Regions from separate parts of the Homo sapiens genome. Here region 2 is linked to region 1. A link is an interaction called in ENCODE POLR2A ChIA-PET data of the cell type or tissue named here. Cell type or tissue: PC-3. All regions are shown on one strand. Each heading gives the region's core, and the rest is flanking DNA. Links, peaks and the distances in the headings are about the cores only.

Evidence for each region. Peaks named below come from ENCODE experiments on the same cell type or tissue, not always from the same donor. Only the 100,000 strongest peaks of a DNase experiment are listed, where the experiment ranks them.
Region 2: POLR2A ChIA-PET joins it to region 1 with 9 read pairs; 2 of 35 experiments call an interaction of 5 or more read pairs at or near these places.

The regions. Positions count from the first base shown.
Region 1 is chr19:52,835,818-52,841,483 of GRCh38, forward strand. It overlaps ZNF468 (zinc finger protein 468), which reads right to left. Exons shown (of 4, transcript NM_001008801.2): 4 at 2,193-5,666. The coding sequence ends at 4,908. Among named protein-coding and RNA genes, the nearest start is that of ZNF28, 17 kb to the left of the region's middle. In PC-3, for the core only: no CTCF peak of the experiment used is centred there; no DNase peak of the experiment used is centred there.
Region 2 is chr19:52,660,446-52,666,111 of GRCh38, forward strand. It overlaps LOC122539214 (Zinc finger protein LOC122539214), which reads right to left. Exons shown (of 4, transcript NM_001396016.1): 2 at 317-398. The coding sequence starts at 379. It also overlaps a transcript of ZNF83 not described here. Among named protein-coding and RNA genes, the nearest start is that of ZNF83, 25 kb to the left of the region's middle. RefSeq lists an enhancer at 3,706-4,206. In PC-3, for the core only: no CTCF peak of the experiment used is centred there; a DNase peak (open chromatin) is centred at 2,396; H3K4me3 peaks cover 18 bases; H3K27ac peaks cover 2,211 bases.

The DNA of each region.
Region 1 (5,666 bases), core at 1,167-5,166:
TTACATTACAAATTACAACACTTACAAATAAAGTAATTTATTTCCCATATTTAAAATACATGCTGTCAAGTTCGGCTAAGTTTCCGGACGTACACAGTCACCCTCATCTGAGATGTGCAGACTGCAAGGGAATGTGTTTGGGGGTTTAGGAAGTCACTTTTGGACATGTGAAGGTGGAGATGCCTGTTTGATGTCCCAGCAGAGAGGTGAGCAGACAACTGCACACAGGATTGTAGAGCTCAGTGGAGAGGCCTGCAGGGGACATGGGTAGGTGGGTTAAAGCTGTGAGATGAGATAAGGAAAAGCAGTGGGTGTGGACAGAGACAAGAATAGGTTCAAGACAATTTGAGTCAAATCTCTTGTTTTTTCCATTCCGGTATTTTTGTTTTTTACATTTTTGTAGGACAGGAATCTATTAAAAATTCAAATTACACCTGAGCATCACCCTCTCCTAAAGGAAAAGCCACAAACTATTTGACAAAGTATTTCAGGGGTCAGTGTCACTCTGACTGAGCTTTTCTGGTCTCATTCCTCACCTGTACATTACTGGTTGAGTCACTGTTGTTTCGAGCAGGAGATACTTCACCAAAAGTACAAAAAATTAGCCAGGCGTGGTGGTGTGCATCTGTGGTCTCAGCCATTTAAGAACTGACTGGGGTGGATATTTGGGCCTGGGAGGCAGAGGTTGCGTTAAGCCAAGATCGTGTCACTGCATGCAAGTATGGGTGACCGAGTGACACCCTGTCTCAAAAAAAGAAAGAAAAAAAAACATTCCAGGACAATTTTATACACCTGAGCAAATGAAATGTCTCTTTCAATGTCTAAGGTCCTGATGGCATGAATCCTAAACATGTAATTATTTTCCCAGAAAAATGACAGTAGTACATTCAAAATACACACAACTGTGAACCCCTAGCTATAGGTGTTTAAAACACTGAAAGAGAAGCAGCATTACAAATGAGATCTGAACAAATGTTTTCTTCTTGAACACACGGGCTTTGCTGGAACAAGGTTCCAAGTCAATTCTGCCCATCCTTGAACATCTGCAAAAAATATTATGGACCAGAGGAACTTGAGGGGAACGTTTACTTAGCAGCTCACAGCTCACCATTTTATCAGGTGACATAAAGAAAGAAAATGGAATAATAGGCTACTTCAACTAAATTTTGATGTTAGCATAAAGAAAAAGTTCCTTGATATCTTTATCAAGTACACATTGAAACAAACTAAAATCATTTATCAGGTACCAGAAAATGTTTCCAATGTATGATACAGACTAGAAAGCATGCCGTCCTCAATGTAAACTGAACACAATAAATTTCAGAGAAAAACAGTTTTAAAATGGTTAAAAAATATATCTAATGAAATGTGGGGTCATAGAAGAATATTTTGAACACATATTATAGTTGCAAAACAATGATGTTACCTCATAAGATTATATCAAAGCTTTTTTGAGAAGCAGTATTTTATTTATTTTATTTTTTTTATTTTATTTGAGACAGAGTCTTGCTGTGGCCCAGCTGGACTGCAGTTGTGCGATCTCGGCTCACTGCAACCTCTGCTTCCAAAATGAAAGCCATTCTTCTACCAGCCTCCCGAGTAGCTGTGTTACAGGCACTCGCCACACCAAGCTAATTCCTACATTTTAGTCAACATTGTCTTGTCCCAACTTAAAATGACTTATGCATTTACAAAACAGTGATTTCTTTGGGGCATCGCCCCCATAACCTTTTCATAAAGCATTAATGATTTCATTGTTCCTCTACCCAAATTTCACCATATTCATTTTTTGAGACACTGTCTGTCTCTGTCACCCATGCTGGAGTACAGTGGCATGATCACGGCTCCCTACAGCCTCTAACTCCCAGGCTCAAGCCATCCTCCCACTGCAGTCTCCACAGAAGCTGAACCAGCAGGCATGTGCCACCATGCCTAGCTAATTTATGTATTTTTTGTAGAGAAGGGGGTTTCAACATTCTGCCCAGGCTGGTCTTGAATACCGGGGCTCACGTGACCCACCTGTCTCGGCCTCTGAAAGTGCTTGGATTACAGGCCTGAGCCACTGCATCTGCTCTCATCATAAATTTGATGTTTCTTCTTGTTTCAATTTTAGCAAAATTTACACTGCTTTCTTTTTTCAAACTCATGTCTTCCCCTTCTGAGTGCCTCAAACTAGACCCTGTTCAGACATGTTATAACAGATTTGTGCCAGTTTATTTTGGTGCAGAAAATGTGACATCATGTGCAATTTTCACATAATATGTATTTTTTTCATGAACTTCTTGAAGACCCCTTGTACTAGCGAACTGTATTCAAGAGGATATTAAAAGGATTGTAGATATGCAAGTGCCACTTATTTCTGGGATGCAAGGATGGTTCAACATAGTCAAGCAAATCAATGTGATATACCACTTGAACACAATGAAAGATGAAAACCACATCATCTCAATACATGGAGAAAAAGCATTTCACAAAAGTCAACATCAAGTCATCATAGAAATCCCACACAAAATAGATACAGAAGAAAATTTACCTCAGCAATACAAAGACCATCCATGAAATGACCACAGCAGAAATAACCAATCAGGGAAAACGGAATGCTTTTCCTGTAGGATCTCACATGATGCAAGAATGCTCTCACCCCTTCTATTCAATCAATACTGGCTGTCCTAGCCAGAACAATGAAATAGCAAAAGAAATCAAACTCATCCAAATCAGAAAGAAAGAAGTCAAATTTTATTTGTTTGTAGATGACATGACCTTCTGTAAAGAAAATCACAAAGAGTCAGCCAAAATGCAACTGGAACTAACAAACACATTCAGTTTATTTGCAGAATAGAATAACAGCACCAAAAATTAGTTGAATTTCCATACATTAACAATAAATAATTTTAAAAGAAAATTAAAAACCAATTCCATTTGCTAAAGAACTTAAAGTAAGAAATATTTAGGAATAAACATAAAAAGTGAGGTTTGTACCTTGAAATCTATAAACATTGATCAAAATGATTAAAAACATGTATAAATAGATATAAATCCCATACTGATTGGAAAAATGAATATCGCTCAATGATTATATACTCAATTGTGATTTAGATTCGGTACAATACTCATAGAAGTCTCTATAACTTTTTGTTAAAGAAACAAAAAACAGGCCAGGCACAGTGGCTCACTCCTGTAATCTCAGCACTTTGGGAGGTGGAGTCGGGTGGATCATAAAGTCAGAAGATAGAGACCATTCTGGCTAACACGGTGAAACCCAGTCTCTACTAAAAACACAAAAAATTACCCAGGTGTGGTGGCACACAACTGTAGTGTCAGCTACTTGGGAGACTGAGGCAGGAGAATTGCTTGAACCTGGGAGGAGGAGGTTGCAGTGAGCTGAGATCGTGCCACTGCACTCCAACCTGGGCGACAGAGCAAGACTCCATCTCAAAAAAAAAACAAGAAAAAGAAAATAAAGGCTGGGAAAAGTAGCTCCCATCTGTTGGCTAGGCTGTTCTCAAACTCGTGAGCTCCAGTGACCTACCTGTCTTTGCCTCTCAAAGTGCTGGAATTACAGGCATGAGCCATGGCCCCCAGTGCAATCCTCTTAACATAAACAGTTTAATGGCAATTAATGCTTGAAATCAATGTTAAATCAACAAACTCAGGTCAAGGCTGATTTGACTCTAATGTCAATTAATGCTTGATGGTTTGCTATACTCACTGCATTTGAAACAACTGTCTCCAAAAGGAATTGTCTGATGGTCTGCAAGGAGTGACCTTGGACTGAAGACCCTTCCACACTGATGACATTTGTAAGATTTCTGTCCAGCATGGATTCTCTGATGTCTAATGAGGTGTGAATGTGAAGTAAACGCTTTGCCACAATCATCACACTTGTGAGGTTTCTCTCCTGTATGAATCCTCCTATGTTTTGCATAGGATGAAGCTTGACTGAAGACCTTGCCTCAATCATGACATTTATAAGGTTTCTCTCCAGCATGAGTTCACCAGTGAAATGCAAGGCATGAACGATGTCTGAAAAATTTGCCACATTTATTACACTTGTAAGATCTCTTCACTGTGGATTCTCCAATGATGTGCAATGGTTGTAGCATTACTGAAAACTTTGTGACAATCATTACATTAGTCAAGTTTCCCTATACCATGGATTGCTTGATGGTGAATAAGTGGTGACTGCCCACTAAAGGGTTTGCCACACTCATTGCACTTGTAAGGTTTCTCTCCAGTGTGAATTCTAGTATGGGGTGCCACGTGTGAATCATTCCCGAAAGCCTTGTCACAAACCTTACATTTCTATGGCTTTTCTCCAGTGTGAATTCTCCTATGTATTTGAAGCTGGATTTGTGAATGAAAACTTTGTCACATTGTTCACGTTTGTAAGATTTCTATGCAGTATGAAGTCTATGATGACTTGCAAGGTGTGATTGTTGATTAAAAACCATGTCACATTCATTGTGCTTGTAAGGTTTCTCTCCACTATGAATTACAAGGTGTGAATTTTGACCTTTTAATTACAAGGTGTGAATTTTGACCAACGGTCTTGCCACACTCATTACACTTATAATGAGTTTCTCTCCAGTGTGAATTCTAGTATGTTTTGCCAGATATGCATTATATGCAAAAACCTTGTCACAAACCTTACCTCTGTATGGTTTCTCTTCAATGTGAATTTTCTTATGTGTTTTAAGGTTTGATTTACAACTGAAAACTTTTGTCACATTCCTCCCATTTGTAAGGTTTCTCTCCAGTATGAAGTCTATGGTGATGTGCAAAGGTTGCTTTTTGATTAAAAACCTTGCCACATTCATTATGCTTGTAAGGTTTCTCTCCAGTATGAATTGCCTTATGACTTACAGGGTTGAATTGTGATGGAAGGTCTTGCCACACTCATTACACTATTAAGGCTTCTCTCCACTATGAAGCCTATGATGGTATACAAGGGATGACATCTGACTGAAGGTCTTGCCACACTCATTACACTTGTAAGGTTTCTCTCCAGTATGAAGCCTACGATGGATTATAAGCGATGATGTCTGACCGAAGGTCTTGCCACACTCATTACACTTGTAAGGTTTCTCTCCAGTATGAACTCTCTGATGTTGTGCCAGGTGTGAATCCCTCTGGAAAGCCTTGTCACAAACCTTACATTTGTATGGTTTCTCTCCAGTATGAATCCTCCTGTGTCTTTCCAGGTTTGATTTGCGACTGAAAACTTTGCAACATTCTTCACATTTGTAAGGTTTCTCTCCACTATGAATCCTCCTATGTCTTTCAAGGTGTGATTTGCGACTGAAAACTTTGTCACACTCTTCACATTTGTAAGGTTTCTCTCCAGTATGAAGTCTATGATGGCGTGCAAGGGTTGATAGTCGATTAAAAACTTTGCCACATTCATTACATGTGTAAGGTTTCTCTCCAGTGTGAAGTATAGTATGTTTTGCCAGATATGAATTATATGCGAAAGCCTCATCACAAACCTTACATTTGTATGGTTTCTCTCCAGTATGAATCCTCTTATGTCTTTCAAGGTGTGATTTGCGACTGAAAACTTTGTCACATTCTTCACATTCATAAGGTTTCTCTCCAGTATGAAGCGCTTTGTGAATGAAGAGGGATGAATTATGACCAAAGGTCTTGCCACACTCATTACACTTGTA
Region 2 (5,666 bases), core at 502-4,501, 180 kb before region 1:
CTGTCTCTATTAAAAATACAAAATTAGCCCAGAGTGGTGGTGGACACCTATAATCACAGCTGCTTGGGATGCTGAGGCATGAGAATCTCTTGACCCTGGGAGGTGGAGGTTACAGTGATCCCAGATTGCTCCAGTGAACTCCAGCCTGGGCAATAAAGGGAGATAGAATTTAAGATGACGGGGACTGAGAAAAGCCTTGGGTGAGTGCGAGCAAACTTGTGACGCAGGACGCTTCAGACTCACGGAAGTCTGCCTACTACAATACCTGGTATATCAGAAAAGAGAGAGAAGAATCCACTGAGGAATATCACTTTACCTGAGGAAGAGCCATCCTTGTCTCCTTTTCTTTGGTCTTCTTGGTGGCTTTCTCATGTAACATGAGTCTTTGGAAATTAATTCTGTGTGAGAAAAAAATATGATATTTAATTAATTTTTTTTGAGATGGAGTCCAGCTCTGTCACCATGATGGGGTTCAGTGACATGATCTCGTCTCACTGCAACCTCTGCCTCCCCAGTTCAAGGAATTCTCTTGCCTCAGTGTACCAAGTAGCTGGGATTCAAGCCATACTCCACGATGCACAGCTAATTTTTGTATTTTTAGTAGACATGGGGTTTCATCATGTTGGCCAGGAGAGTCTCAATCTCCTGACCTTGAGATCTGCCCACCTCAGCCTCCCAAAGAGCTATGATTACAGGGGTAAACCACCAGACCCAGCTGAGATTTAATGTTTAGAAACCACACATTCCTTTCCTGTGACAAAACATACACAGGGGAGACCTTACCCGGTATAAAGACTGTCCTCTACTGCCCACTGCACCAGAGATCATGCAGAGATAAGAAAGCCCCACAGGAAGACCTACAAGGGTAATTTTGACCCATTTTCAGATCTTGCTCCCTCCTGAAAATGTCCACACACACGCTGAAGCAGGGCACAGACCTTCAGGACACAGATCTGGCCCTAACCAAACCCCATGCAGAGCACAGCCCCCTCACCTCCCTGTGGATCACAGACTGACCTCAGTTCTCAATATGGGGGAAACTGCCTTGATGTTCAATGCTGGACACAGATGAGAATCACCAGCGCCATCGTATTATTGAGGGTGTGTCCCATCCTATGATAATAGCAATCTTTGATAGAATAGCATAAAAGATGTATTTGCAAAATGCCTGAGAAACCTAATGTGAAGTCAGGGTTGAGCTCCACTCAGAGGGTACCAGCTGAGCACAGCCCCACCTTCTGGCTCTGCTCTCCCCTTGGGGACTTGTTCCCACCAGGATCCAGTGAACAGCGAAGGAGCTAAAAGAATCACACAGAACAGGTAACATGGACCAGAGGTGGGGGTGAAGGTGGGGCTGCAATGTCAAATGGGGCCTGTGGGAGATCACAAAGGTTACTGTAGATAAAGTGATGTCACAACAAAGACTTAGGGAAGAAAGGCTGCTTGTCACTTGCAGCTGATGGGACAGAGAGTCCTAGGCCGAGGGACAGCCCAGGTGAAGGCCCTGAGACAGGAGCAACCTCAGCCCCAGAAAAAGGAAAGAAACCTGCGTGGCTGGAGCAGAGGGAGTGAGGAGGACACAGGCAGGAGATGAGATCAGGGAGGTCCTGGGAGCACAGATCCATAGGGATGAGGTCTTGAAATATTTTTCTCCCACACTTCAAAAGAATTTTGGAAATGATGTATTTTCTCACGCCTTTCATGTATACACACAACTTTTCTTTACGTTATAAATTACAACATTTACAAATAATGGAATTCATTTCTCATTTTAAAAATACATGCTGTCAAGTTTGGCTAAGTCCCCAGAAGTACCCTGTCACCCTCATCTGAGACATGTAGGACTGCAAGGGAATGTGTTCAGGGGTTTAGGAAGTCACCTATGGAAATGTGCATTTGGAGACGCCTGTTTAATATCCCAGCAGAGAGCTGAGGAGCCAACTGAACACAGGATTGCAGAGCTCAGGGGAGAGGCCTGTAGGGAACATGGAGTCGTGTAGGTGGGTTAAAGTTGTGAAATGACACGATATGGAAGGGCAGTGGGTGTGGACAGAGACAAGGAGAGGTTCAAGATGATCTGAGTCTAATTACCTGTTTTTTCCATTCTGGTACTTGTGTTTTTTATATTTTTGGAGAACAGTAACTTATTTAAAATTCATATTACACCTGAGCATTACCATCTCGTATAGAAAAAGCCACAAACTATTTGGCCAATCATTTCAGGGGTCAGTGTCACTCTGACTGAGCTTTTCTTGTCTTATTCCTCACCTGTATATTACAGATGGGGGTCACTGAGGTTCAGAGTAGGAGACATTTCACCAAGTTATCCAGAGAAGCTCTGAGTTGAGTCAGAAGGAGGTGCGGCTCATTCCTATGTGATGGACTGGAAGGGCCAACAGAATGTGTTGGTTTTTTCTCTAGAAAATTGCAGGATGGGCCAGGTGTGGTGACTCATGCCTGTAATCCCAGCACTTTGGGAGGCTGACAGGGGTAGATCACATGAGCCCAGGAGTTTGAGACCAACCTGGGCAACACGGTGAAATCCCGTCTCTATGAAAAGTACAAAAAATAGCCAGGCATGGTGATGTGCATCTGTGGTCCCAGCTATTTGGGAGGCTGACCAGGGAGGATCACTTGGACCTGGGAAGCAGAGGTTGCAGTGAGCCAAGATCGTATCACTGCACTCAAGCATGGCTGACAGAGTGACACTCCATCTCAAAAAAGGAAAAAAAAAATTCCAGGACCATCTGTTATATACCTGAGCAAAAGAAATGTCTCTTTCAATGTCTAAGGTCCTGATGGCATGAATCCTAAACATGCAATTATTTTCCCAGAAAAATGACAGTAATACGTTCAAAATACACACAATTGTGAACCCCTAGCTATAGGTATTTAAAACACTGAAAGAGAGGCAGTGGTAGAAATGAGATCTGAGCAAATGTTTTCTTCATGAACACATGGACTCTGCTGGAACAAGGTTCTAAGTCAATCCAGCCCATCCTTCAACATCTGCAAAGAATATTATGGACCAGAGGAACTTGAGGAAAATGTTTACTTAGAGGCTCACAGCTCACCATTTAATCAGATGACATGAGGAAAGAAAATGGAGTAATAGGCTACTTGAACTAAATTTTGATGTTAGTGTAAAGAAAAAATTTCCTTGATATCTTTATTGAGTACACATTGAAACAACCTAAAATCATTTATCAGGTACCAGAAAATGTTTCCAATACATAATAAAGACTAGAATGCAGGCAGTGCTCAATCTAAACTGAACACAATAAATTTCAGAGAAAAACAATTTTAAAATGGTTAAAAAATATACATCTAATGAAATGTGAGGTCAAAGAAGAAAATTCAAAACACATATAATAGTTTGAAAATGATAATGTGATGTCGTAAGATTCTACCAAAGCTTATTTGAGAAGCAGTTATTTATTTTACTTTATTTTATTTTATTGAGACGGAGTCTCGCTCTGTTGCCCGGCTGGAATGCAGTTATGCGATCTCGGCTCACTGCAACCTCCACCTCCCGGATTCAAGCTATTCTCCTGCCTGTCTCCCCAGTAGCTGGAATTACAGGCAAGCATCACCATGCTCAGCTAATTTCAGTATTTCAGTTGAGATGAGGATTCACCATGTTGGCCAGGCTGGTCTCGAACTCCTGAAATTAGGTGATCCACCAGCCTTGGCCTCCAAACTGCTGGGATTACAGGTGTGAGCCACTGCACCAGGCCTATTTTTTTTTTTTTTTTTTAATTAAGAACAAGCTGGGTGTGGTGGCTCATGCCTGTAATCCCAAGACTTTGGGAGGCCGATGCGGCTGGATCCCTTAAGCCCTAGAGTTCGAGACCAGCCTGGGCAACATGGAGAAAGCCCGTCTCTATGAGGAACACAAAAATTTGCCCTATGCGGTGGCATGTAGCTGTGGTCCCAGCTACTCTGGAGGCTGAAGTGGGAGGATCCGTTGAACCCAGGAGGTTTATGCTGCGGTGAGCTCTGATCCTGTAACAGCTCTCCAACCTGGGTGTCAAAGTGAGACCCCATCTCCAATTAAAAAAAGAAGAAGAAGGAACCACTGGGTCCTGGGTCTAGGGGCAGGGAATCTAAGGCCAATTAACACGAACTTTTAAGTCCACGCCATCTGCTTCTGGGTCTGTGCCAATTAGGGCAGGACAAAAGCCAGGACTGGGGGGTGGAACCCCAGGAGGTGAGCCGGGCCTGAGCAAGGCCAGGAAGGGATGCAGATTAAGTGGGTGGGGCCTGAGTGAGGCCAGGGTGGGGCATGAAGGACAAGGGGCCTGGTGTGGGGGGGTGAGGGGGGAAGAGGCCTGGGCTGTGAGGGGTTCGCAGGGGAATGAAGGGGTCAGGGCCTGAGCTTCCCTCTATCTCACTCTCCGTGTTTCTGTTTTCCAGGTTTTGAAGGCGAAACCCACCAGTGAGGCTGGAACAGCTCAGGAGTCAGGGAAATAGTACCTCCCTGAGAAGTGAACATGGGGTGGTAATTAGATCCAGGAAAGTTCCTTACTATTGAAATTAATTTTAGCAATTTAATTCCAAAACCTCAAAGTTGTCTAGGGCAGGAATGCAAACTAGAATGCGAAATGCAAAGTCCTGCCTGAGCCAAATGTACAATTTTATGCTGACGGCCCACAGAACCAATTAGAAATCCTCTCCCTTTCTATTCTTCATTCACTGGGGTGGGAGAGTCCACCCTGTGCTCAGCTCCAGAGACTTTCCTAGAGCCACTGCCTGGGGTGGGGAGCAGAGGGCTCAGGCCAGGGAGGAGTGAGGTCACCACCTGCTGCTTAAACACAGCAGGGATGTGGGTGGGGTGGTGGGAGCCAGGAGTCCCAGCTACTCAGGAAGCAGGGGTAGGAGGATAGCTGAGCTGGGAAGTCCAGGCCAGCCTGGGCGACAAAGTAAGACCCTCTACCCCAGAGTTCCCTCCTCCGTCTCAATAAGAAAAAAAGTGATTAAAAAAAAAAGCACTGACCTTGTAACAGTGCATATAAATTGCCCAGTTGTTCCTTACATTTGTTATTTTATGCTGCACTTGTTAGATATGAGTTCTAAATTTCTCTTCAAAGAATCAATGTGTCAGTATGTGCAATTATTTGCCTTCTACTTTTAAACTTAACTTCCTCATAAAGCAACCTTTTTTAATCACCTGCTCCACCCTGAGTAATTCTCCAACCTGACTCATTCCATAATCATTTTTCCCACCAAACCACTCACCCCATCACTCTTTTTAAATTAGCCAATCGGAATTAGCTTAGCCTGTGCGGTCTAATCCTAGCCGATAGGGGAATGACACAGCAGCAGGGGCCTCATGCGTCTGGAGTAAGAACCCCTTCCTGTCCCTTGCCCAAGTGTGCACTCACCATTGCTCCATCTATGAGGACGCACCCTTCTATAGAAGTAAATTGCCTTGGCCATGTGCGGTGGCTCACACCTGTAATCCCCCCACTTTGGGAGGCTGAGGTGGGCAAATCACGAGGTCAGGAGATTGAGACCATCCTGGCTAACAGTGAAACCCCGTCTCTACTAAAAATACAAAAAAAAAAAATTAGCCGGGCATGGTGATGGGTGCCTGTAGTCCCAGCTACTTGGAAGGGTGAGGTGGGAGAATGGTGTGAACCCGGGAGGCGGAGCTTGCAGTGAGC